Regions from separate parts of the Homo sapiens genome. Here region 1 is linked to region 2. The links are chromatin loops, found by intact Hi-C in ENCODE. Cell type or tissue: ovary. All regions are shown on one strand. Each heading gives the region's core, and the rest is flanking DNA. Links, peaks and the distances in the headings are about the cores only. Region 1 has its middle 54 kb from the start of SCAF4. Region 2 overlaps CFAP298-TCP10L (CFAP298-TCP10L readthrough).

Region 1 (5,374 bases), core at 307-5,306, 810 kb before region 2:
ATACATGGTCTTGGGGAAGTGCTATATTCACCTTTTAAAAAGTGAATCCACTGTAGTCTTGGAAAAATTAACCAAGTCTGTACATGCCAATGGCAGTCTCTTGGAAAATCTGCAAGGCAAATAACCCACATGTTTGGGACCCGCTCACCTTCAGACATCCTCTTCCTGACCCAGATGTGTCTGCCTTCTGGTAAGCCCCTCCAACTGTAAAATCCCCTCCACCCCCACCCCCGAAACTATCCTTCTTCAGAGGCTTCTCCTCCAGTGCCATGTCTCCCTTTCCATCTTCAATGAAAACTCCTATGTATTTGCAGTAATGTTTGATTAAGGTCATTTATACACATGTGTGAATGACTGATAGTCTTAACTCACCAGGTTATACTTTTTCTTTGAAAGAGAACTTTAACGAAACTCTAATTCGGAAAAAGCTATTAGCAAAATATTTTAGAGCAAGGTATTGGGAGCCTCTCTTTATGAGCCGTATTACCTTGGGCAAGTGACATAACCTCTCTGTGCTTCATTTTCTTACGTGTAAATGGGGATTGTAAAACTCATAAGATTGCTGTCAGGATTAAATTAATGTATGTAAAGCACTTAGAATAGAGCTCGGCACAGAGAAATGCTACATATATATTAGCTATTACTGCCACTGCCACCACCACCATCACCACCACCACCACCACCATCACCATCATCATCATAATCACAGCCACCACCACCATCATCACCACCACCACCACCACCATCACCATCACCACCATCACCGCCACCACCATCACCATCATCATCATAATCACAGCCACCACCACCATCATCATCACCACCACCACCACCACCATCACCACCATCACCATCACCACCATCACCGCCACCACCATCACCATCATCATCATAATCACAGCCACCACCACCATCATCATCACCACCACCACCACCACCATCACCACCATCACCATCACCACCATCACCGCCACCACCATCACCACCGTCATCACCACCACCATCATCACCATCATCACCATTATCACCATCACCACCACCACCACCATCACCATCATTAGCAGCTATTTAATCACCACCACCACCACCACCATCACCGCCACCACCATCACCACCATCATCACCACCACCATCAACACCATCATCACCATTATCAACAACAACAACAATAACAACAACAACAACCATAGCAACAATTACATCACCACAACAACCACCACCAACACCAACATCACCACACCACCAACAACCACCACCACCACCACCATCACCACCACCACCATCAACAACCACCACTACCATCACCACCACCACCATCATCAACACCACACACCACCACCACCACCACCACCAACCACCACCACCACCACCACCACCACCACAACAAACACCACCAACAACAACAACAACAACNNNNNNNNNNNNNNNNNNNNACCACCACCACCACCACCACCACCACCACCACCACCACCACCACCACCACCACCATCACCACCACCACCACCACCACCACCACCACCACCACCACCACCACCACCACCACCACCACCACCACCACCACCACCACCACCACCACAACCACCACCACCACCACCACCACCACCACCACCACCACCACCACCACCACCACCACCACCACCACCACCACCACCACCACCACCACCACCACCACCACCACCACCACCACCACCACCACCACCACCACCAACACCACCACCACCACCACCACCACCACCACCACAACAACAACACCACACNNNNNNNNNNATCACCACCACCATCACCACCACCATCACCACCACCATCACCACCACCATCACCACCACCACCATCACCACCATCACCACCACCGCCATCATCATCACCACCACCACCACCACCATCACCACCATCACCACCACCACCACCACCACCATCACCACCACCATCATCACCATCACCACCACCACTGTCATCACCACCACCACCATCACCACCATCACCACCACCATCACCATCACCACCACCACCACCACCATCACCATCACCACCACCACCATCATCATCACTGACTACTACCATCACCACCACCACCACCATCATCACCACCACCATCATCATCACCATCCCTGCCACCACCATTATCACCCACCAACTACCACCACCACCACCACCACCACTACCACCACCACTACCACCACTGTATTAGTCCATTCTCATGCTGCTAATTAAGACATACCCGAGACTGGGCAATTTACAAAGGAAAGAGGTTTAATCGATTCATAGTACAGCATGGCTGGGGAGGCCTCAGGAAACTTACAATCATGGTGGAGGGGAAGCAAACACATCCTTCTTCACATGGTGGCAGGAAGAATTGCCGAGCAAAGGGGGAAAAGCCCCTTATAAAACCATCAGATCTCGTGAAAATTCACTCATTATCACGAGAACAGCAGCATGGGGGTGACTGCCCCCATGATTCAATTACCTCCCACCAGGTCCCTCCCACGACATATGGGGATTATGGGAACTACAATTCAAGATGAGATTTCGGTTGGGACACAAATCCAAATTGTACTAACCACTATCATCACCCCCCACTACCACCACCACCACCACCACCATCATCATCATTACCATCATCACCACCACTACCACCATCATCGTCAAAGCTTCTTTTCTCCATTACTTCAGAAGGTCTTGGGGCAGCGGCTTTATTTTCCCCTTTCCTTCGGTAAATTCAGTCTTGTGTGTCTGCTGCTTATTAACATCTCCACCAGGGGGCAGGCTGTGGAAGAAAAAGGTTCAATGCAAGACTTTACTCTGTCCTTGAATTTCGGAGCTGCCAGTGTATGAATTCTTCCAGACTCTCCCTGACAGAAACCATCTTTATATATCTGCTAAGCAGTTCTATTTTTTAATTTCTCTATCACAAAGAGTTCCTCTTGTTCCGTGAAATATGTATGGTTTTGAATATTTGAACCCGATGTTTTCCTCTTTGCTCTAACTTCTGAAATGTTTTGCCAAATGTGGGAAAGTGGAGCTTGATATGAGTCAATTGCATTTTTTTTCCTGCCAAAAAGTGATTTCAATTTTCAGCTGCAGACATAGGCAAAAGGTGTCTAGGATAAGAGAGTTTACACTTCTGGGCCAGCAAACATGGTGGCATGCAGGCCACACTTCCCTCCTCTGTGCTCACAGATGGCATGGTTGATAGATGATGGCAATCTTCCTCACTGAGTCCAAAGGCAGTTCTAGATACTTTCTCAACACACCACTTCAGTCAGCTTCTAGCGATCAATGGCACTTGAGATAAAACCAACTTGGCATTTCTGAGATGTTCTACGTCACACTCCTTCCATCACTCTCCATTTGAAGCATAGTGTTTGGGTCAGGGCATTCTATTTTCAGAAGAATATTTGTGCAGTGATGCTTAATGAGGGCAGCTCTCCTCCCAGGGTGTGCAAATCTGTGGCCATTTCTTAGTAATCACAGCCAGTGGGGACACATCTGGCACATGGTAGGTGGGAGCCAGGATTGCTTATTCACCCTGTGAGGTGTGAGGTTTTCCCTCATGATGAAAACTTCTCTCCCAGCCTGTGCTAGTTTTGAGTATCTTGTTGGTCATGTATATAGGTGAAAAACCTGTTGATAATAATCTAATGCCAGACCTGAACTCTATTTTGTATCTAACACACATTATTTTCCTGTGCTTTTAATACACACAGAATTTCCCAGTTGTATAACTATCACATAAATTGAAATCTATCCCTCTGTTTTGCAGAAACTTCCCCAAGAGTTGCTTACCATTTCTGAAAATTGCCTCACCAATGACAGCGCTGCCCCTGGGATCTGAGTTGCCAAAGCAGCACACTGGGTTCAGCATGCACGGGTAGTGGTCCTGTTCACAGGGATTTTACATGCAAGGCACGCATCTGACTTCTTACTGACGTCTTCTATTGTAGTCACATTGTCATGGATGTGTGGTGGTCATGCTATTTATGGATTCTATTTCAGACAACAATAAAATAGGTGGTTCCAATATTTGGTCTAGAAAGAGAGTCCACTAGGCTGGGTGTGGTGGCTCACGCCTGTAATCCCAGCACTTTTCAAGGCTGAGGTGGGTGGATCACCTGAGGTCAGGAGTTCGAGACCAGCTTGGCCAACATGGTGAAACCCCGTCTCTACTAAAAATACAGAAAATTAGCCAGATGTGGTGGCAGGTGCCTGTAATCCCTGCTCCTCAGGAGGCAGAGGCAGGAGAATCGCTTGAACCTGGGAGGCAGAGGTTGCAGTGAGCTGAGATTGCGCCATTGCACTCCAGCCTGGGCAACAAGAGTGCAACTCTGTCTCAAGAAAAAAAAAAAAAAAGAGAAAGAGAGTCCACTAGATAGAGACAAAGGGTTGCTTTTCTTATCTCTGTTGAAGAAGGGGGTGCAGGCATTATATGCTGGCCTTCGTGTAAAATGCTAAGCTGGGGGGTGGATGTGCATGAGTGAATGTGTGTGTTTAGTGTTTTACTTTTTTTTTTTTTTTTTTGAGACAGAGTCTTTCTCTGTTGCCCAGGCTGGAGTGCAGTGATGCAATCCCAGCTCACTGCAACCTCTGCCTCCCAGGTGCAAGTGATTCTCGTGCCTCAGCTTCCTGAGTAGCTAGAATTACAGGCACGTGTCACCACGCCCGGCTAATTTTTTTTGTATGTTTAGTACAGATGGGGGTTTCGCCATGTTGGCCAGGCTGATCTCAAATTCCTGACCTCAAGTGATCTGTTGGCCTCGGCCTCCCAAAGTGCTGGTATTACAGGCATGAGCCACCATGCCCGGCCCTAGCGTTTTTTTTTTTTTTTTTTTAATAGTGGTAACTGACTTAGGCTGACCCACTTCCACTCTTTCCAGATCCAAAAAATGCCAGAAGCACAGATTTTGGGGAGACACATCATTTGGAAGAGGCATTGCCCTGGTTCATAATGGGCCATGTAAGATTCACTGATCTATGTGGGATCCAAGAAACCAATGGCCGATCGTTTCTATCATGCTCTAAGAATTTTGGGTCTTCAAATCACTTTTAAGTTTATGACCTCTAAGAATAGATTTAGAAATGACATCTTATGGCCGAGTATGGTAGTTCATGCCTGTAATCACAGCACTTTGGAAGTCTGAGGTAGGGGGGACCTCTTGAAGCCGGGAGTTCAAGACCAGCTTGGGAAACATAGCAAGACCCCATCTCTAAAATTAAAAAAAAACAACTCACTGAACATGGTGGCACATGCCTGTAGTCCCAGCTACTTTGGAGGCTGAGACAAGAGGGAGGCTAAGGCAGGGGGACTGTTTGAGTCCAGGAGTTCAAGGCTACAGTGAACTATGATTGCAGCACTGCACCCTTAAGGGTATCAAAAAAC
Region 2 (5,374 bases), core at 127-5,126:
GGTGAGGTGAAATGGCAGAGGCCCATGGCACATCATTGCAGAATATGCGTTAGACTTTCACAAGTCATCAGTCATGAATTTCAGGATCTGGCTGCTTGTCTTCATGGGAGACGTCAGGTACAGCTTGCAATTAGCTAAGGGGTTCATCTTACAATACCTCTAATTACTGCTTTAGCTAAAAGCCCCCATGAAAGACACAAGTTTACCACATCATATGAACCCATGGTAAATATTTTGTGACCTGATACTTATCCAGTCAGTGCTCTGTTAGCCAGAACTAAATAGTTGCCAGAAAAATGAAAACTAATATTCATAATACTGGTCTTGAAATACTACAAAATCATGGGACAAAATCAGCTAGTCGGGAGACTGGAGTGGGAGGATCACTTGAGCCCAGGAGGCAGAGGCCGCAGTGAGCTGAGATTGTGGCACTGGACTCCAGCCTGGGTGAGTGAGTGAGACAATGTCTGAAAAAGAAGGAAAAAGAAATAAAGAAAGAAAGAAAGAGAAAGAAGAAAGAAAGAAAGAAAGAGAGAGGTAGGGAGGGAGAGAGGGAGGAAGGAAGGAGAAAGAGAAAGAAAAAGAAAGAAAGAGGAAAGAAAGAGAGAGAGAGAAAGAAGGAAAGAAGGAAGGAAAGAAGGGAGGGAGGGAGGGAGGGGAGAGGTTTGAAGAGGCTCACTCTGCCTGAAGACAGGAAGGGACCAGGAGCCGAGGCGCTCTCAGCCCCAGAAAGGGCAAGGAAGCAGAGCCCACCTCCAGCCTCCAGAACGAATGAGCCTGCCAAGGCCTGGGCTGTAGCTCCACGAGACTCAGCCAGGATTCTGACATACAGAACTGTATGAGAACACGATTGTTGTTTTAAACCACTACGTGTCGGTAATTTGTTACGGCAGAAACTCTTCTTAAATGTGCATTTCTAGGCCTCACCCGTATAAATTCGGATTCAATAGTCCCGGGCTGAGAATGTGAATTTTTAACAAGCGCCCCAAGTTACTCTGATGAGGTGCCGAGAATAACACTTTAAGAAAACATGGCTGACAGTAAGCAGCAGAAATATGAAGAAATAACCAGCACTACTAACTCTGCACAGACAGAAATGCAGGTTCCAGAGATTGATGAGGCTCTGATGATGAAGGGGCATCTGAGCCAGGATGGGTCTCACATTTCCAGCCAGAGAGGAAGGAGGAGGCTGAGTGGCTGCACAGTGGGGAAGCCCGCAGAGGGGAGAGTCTCCTCTCGGATGCACTGGGTCTATGGCATGGCTGACCAGGTGCCCTAATGCAGGAGGCATCGGAAACTGTGGGCTCGAAGCCAAGCTATAAGCGGCGCACTGAAGATACAGAGGAAGAGTTCGCTGCACAAGGTTGATAGTCAAGGGGGAAAAGTTAGATCGGGTAATTGGAGTTATGAGGAGAGCGGAACGGGGCAAGGATTCCAGTACTGGAGAATGTCTGGTTTACTGTAGCCAAGATATTTTAGTTTAGGGCATAATTTAAAATGCTCCCTTGACTCCTCCACCCCATGGAAGGTCTCAGGTTGAGGGGCCCAGCTAGTCCTGAATGAGGTCCTCTGTGACCACCAGCTCCTCTTCTCTCCTTCCCTCTGCCATAGTGAAGCTCTCTATTGTGGGATTTGGGCATATGAGGGGCAGGCCCACCTCCCCTAGATGTCACCTCTCTGCCTTCTGAGTATCAAGTCAGTCTCTTTCTCCCTAAGCCTCCCAAACTGTGGGGACTTACGTGTCAGTGTCATTTCAGTTGTTGTATGATTATAGATACATGAAAAAGGAATATTTAAAAATTGTCCTGACCTCCCTCCTCCCGACCCCTGTAGGAACCCACCACTTAACCACACAAGGGCCCAACTCATCGAGCATTACAGCTTGGGGAAGAAACGCCAGCCGCGAGCCAGAGAAACAAAAACGAGGGGCTGTCCCTAAAATGCAGGATCCAAGGGCCTGGAGCTGGAGAGAAATCAGGCAGCACCTCACAGAATCCAGGCTCACAGAAAGTCTGTTTCGATCAGAATTTAAAACAACCCTCTTCCTGCTGCAACTCTTCAGGCCACTGACAAGGTGACAGGATCACATTTTGTACAGGATACAAACATATTCCCTATGGGTGGACAAAACGACCCCGTAGCCCATCTACACCAAGGAGCTGCACCTGTGCCCTGTGTAGCCAGATGCAATTTTCTATTATTGGAAAATCCACTTTAAGTTGTTCCTTAGCAAATTCTTCCCAAGTACTGTTTCCTTTCCTCAATTCCTGGCCTAGCAAGTCTAGAAAGAAAACAAAAAGAATGTAAAATGTTCTTGGTTGACTTTACTCTTAATTACTAAAAAGCAAACAGAGAAAATTAAAATCAAACACATGCAAAAAATTCTTCTAGAGCCTTGCACACAATGCCAGTTCTTGAAATATTTCATAAAGCAAAGCTAATGAAATAAACAAAGACGTGGCTGAAAGGATATGCATTGTACTGTGCTTATGGAGCCACATTGCTCACTGCATCTCTCGCTCCACTGCCGCCGGGCTCATCTGCCAGAAGCCTGTTCCTGAGCTGATTGGGGTTCTGGTCCAGGGGTCCCAAGGAGCGAGGCCCAAGCTCAGGAGGACAAAGAACGACCACCTGGAAAGTGGCAAAAATCTGTAAAAAAATAAAATCTGAGTGGGCCCAAGGGGCACCTGGTCTCAAGAGCAAACGCTGTGTCCAGAGCCTCATGTCCGGAGGCCCAGCCCGACTCCCTGGCTCTTACAGCCCCGAAGCCCAGAGACCACCCCAGCCCGACTCCCTGGCTGAGACTTCCCGCCCGGATGCCGTGAGATCGTCCCAGCCCATGCTGAGGTCAGTTTGTGCTGTTATCTCTTTTTTTTTTTTTTTTTTTTTTTTTTTTGAGGAGTCTCACTCTATTGCCCAGGCTGGAGTACAGCGGCGCTATCTTGGCTCACTGCAAGCTCTGCCTCCCAGGTTAAAGCAATTCTCCTGCCTCAGACTCCTGAGTAGCTGGGACTGACTACAGGCGCCCGCCACTACGCCCGGCTAATTTTTTGTATTTTTAGTAGAGACGAGGTTTCACCATGTTAAGCAGGATGGTCTCGATCTCCTGACCTCGTGATCTGCCTGCCTCGGCCTCCCAAAGTGCTGGGATTACAGGCGTGAGCCATTGCGCCCAGCCTCGGGCAAGCCTATTAAAAACTTCCTAGTGTGCCTCCTCATTTGCACAAGGATGTGTGGTAAAGGGTTAACTCAGCAGGCTTGGGGTGTCCAAACCCTGCACATTCAGAGAAAGGTCTGGCCCTGTCCTTCTTCCCAGAGGATACCCTTTGAGCCCTTGGATTATCTTGCTTGATAAGAGTGTTTACGTTTACCTGCGGCCTCCAGCCATGGCCAAGAGTTCATGGAGTTCATGTTAACAGTGATTTATGTGGACCCTAGAGCCACACTACATCAATTTGACCTCTGGGATAGCTGGACTGGGTGACTAGGATTAGCCAGCGGAATGATTCAGGCCTATGTGACCGGCTCCCAGGAGAAGCCCTGGACCCTAAGGCTCGGGGGCTTCCCTGGCAGGTGGTGTTATGTGCACACTGGCACAGTTGTTGCCGACAGAATTAAGTGCACTGGTGTCTCCTTCAGGTCAGGACGGCGGGCAGCTCACAGCTGGCCTCTCCTGGACTGTGTCCCAAGCACCTTTTTCCTTTGCTTATTTTAATCTGTGTCCTTTTGCTATAATAAACAGTAACGTTCTGTGAATCCTTCTAGTGAATCATTGACCCTGAGGGTTGTTGGGGGCGTCAGACACAAAGGGGATAAGGACACCTGCCTTGACTGCCTCAGAGGGGTCACAGGGAGCTGAGATCCAGCTGTCACAGTGAGGCCATGCAAGTCTGGGGGTTCTTATGACACAGAATTCTAGTGAGGCAAACAGTACTTTCAGACTGAATAAAGGAGGGGTGTTATTCACTTCCAGCGTCTGTCATCTGCCGAAAGCTACGTGCCCTCTCCACGGAAGATACAGGGGCAGGATCTCCCATCCACAGCAGGCACACAGACTCCCAAAGGCCCTGTGCACAGAGCTCTGGATTAGGAACAGATTCCCCCCCCACCGCCCCCCGCCGCCGGGGAGAGCCCCACACTGCCTTTTCCTCTCAGGATGCCTGACACCATTTAGGGTGGGATGTGGGAAGCTGGCTTCAGGATCAGACCTGAAGACAAGTAGCTGACCTGGGGGTTGAGCCAGGGCTCACACCTAGGCCCTTCTCCAGGGGGGTTTACCAAAACCAGCCCCATGTCCTGTAGACCTGACTTTTGTCAACACACACATATATCCTCCCCTTATGCACAGGTGTTTATGTAAAAGCAATGTATGTTTATATGCCAAGGTGACTTAAAAATTACAAAGTGCGGTACAAACATGTTATTTACGTTGTGATGAGGATGACAAGGTTTGGATTTCATGCTGTGTGTAATGATGTCAGTTGGAGTTCTTCTTGGGATAAAGGAGGGCAGGCGGTCAGCACAGTTCCTGTTCTGTGAATCAAGGACCTTCGTTCAAGCAGTCCTTACTGGACACCTGTGTCCTCATCCTTGCTAATACGCCAACCAGCCACACACACTGCACCACAGAGTCCCTATGTCATACCAGCCCTGCAGGCACCTGTTTCTTGGCACCAAGTGTCTTTCATGAGTGTGAACCCATCTGATGTTAGTGGCCAGTGGGGAAAATGCCCATGGGAAGTGGAGTGTCGGGGGAGCCCGAGCCTGTGGCCTGGCCATTCTGCACAGTGAGTTGCGGCCAGTACGTTATGTGCTGATGCAATTCATAGCTGCTCAGCACGACTCTGCCCAGATTCCGTTTATTATCCTACTAAATAATTATTTTCATTGTCTTCATCTTTTTAATTGCACTACTGATGTCTTTATCTTAAAATCTGAAGAAGGCTCTCTCCATGGGGCAGACTTTGTCATTTACAAGCTAACTGGTGAGAAATTGAAGGGGAAAGTGCGATCACGTTAAGTGCCTTTGGAAGACCACAATCGGGATGCACAATCACTCAATTATAACTTGGTGGGAAGGGAAGCAGGGAGGTTTGAGGAGGTGAGAGGCGAGACTCTGGTTCAGAAACCTGTGCTCAGGCCTGAGTCCCTCTCATTGGCCGGGGGTCTTGCAGAAGACACGGCCTCTCTCTGAGCTCAGTTCCTGTATCTGCAGGGACCATGACCCATCAGCCAGTTGGTATGAAGAGTAAATGGGGGAACCCATGGGACAGCGTGCAGGAAACTCCAGAACGCTGCATATTTCTCTGCATTTTGTGTGTATGACAAGCCATGTGGGGGTTGTTATTTCCATCAAGCACTAGATGAAATCCAT

Evidence for each region. Hi-C counts contacts between places; a loop is a spot of excess contacts. Peaks named below come from ENCODE experiments on the same cell type or tissue, not always from the same donor. Only the 100,000 strongest peaks of a DNase experiment are listed, where the experiment ranks them.
Region 1: a loop joins it to region 2, with 3 times the contacts of the local background. A loop is called at or near these places in 12 of 110 quality-filtered maps.

The regions. Positions count from the first base shown.
Region 1 is chr21:31,783,310-31,788,683 of GRCh38, forward strand. No RefSeq gene overlaps it. Among named protein-coding and RNA genes, the nearest start is that of SCAF4, 54 kb to the left of the region's middle. In ovary, for the core only: a CTCF peak has its summit at 2,736 (motif pointing right); a DNase peak (open chromatin) is centred at 2,752.
Region 2 is chr21:32,589,770-32,595,143 of GRCh38, forward strand. The region is part of intron 5 of CFAP298-TCP10L (CFAP298-TCP10L readthrough); the gene reads right to left. Among named protein-coding and RNA genes, the nearest start is that of TCP10L, 6.9 kb to the left of the region's middle. In ovary, for the core only: no CTCF peak of the experiment used is centred there; a DNase peak (open chromatin) is centred at 2,812.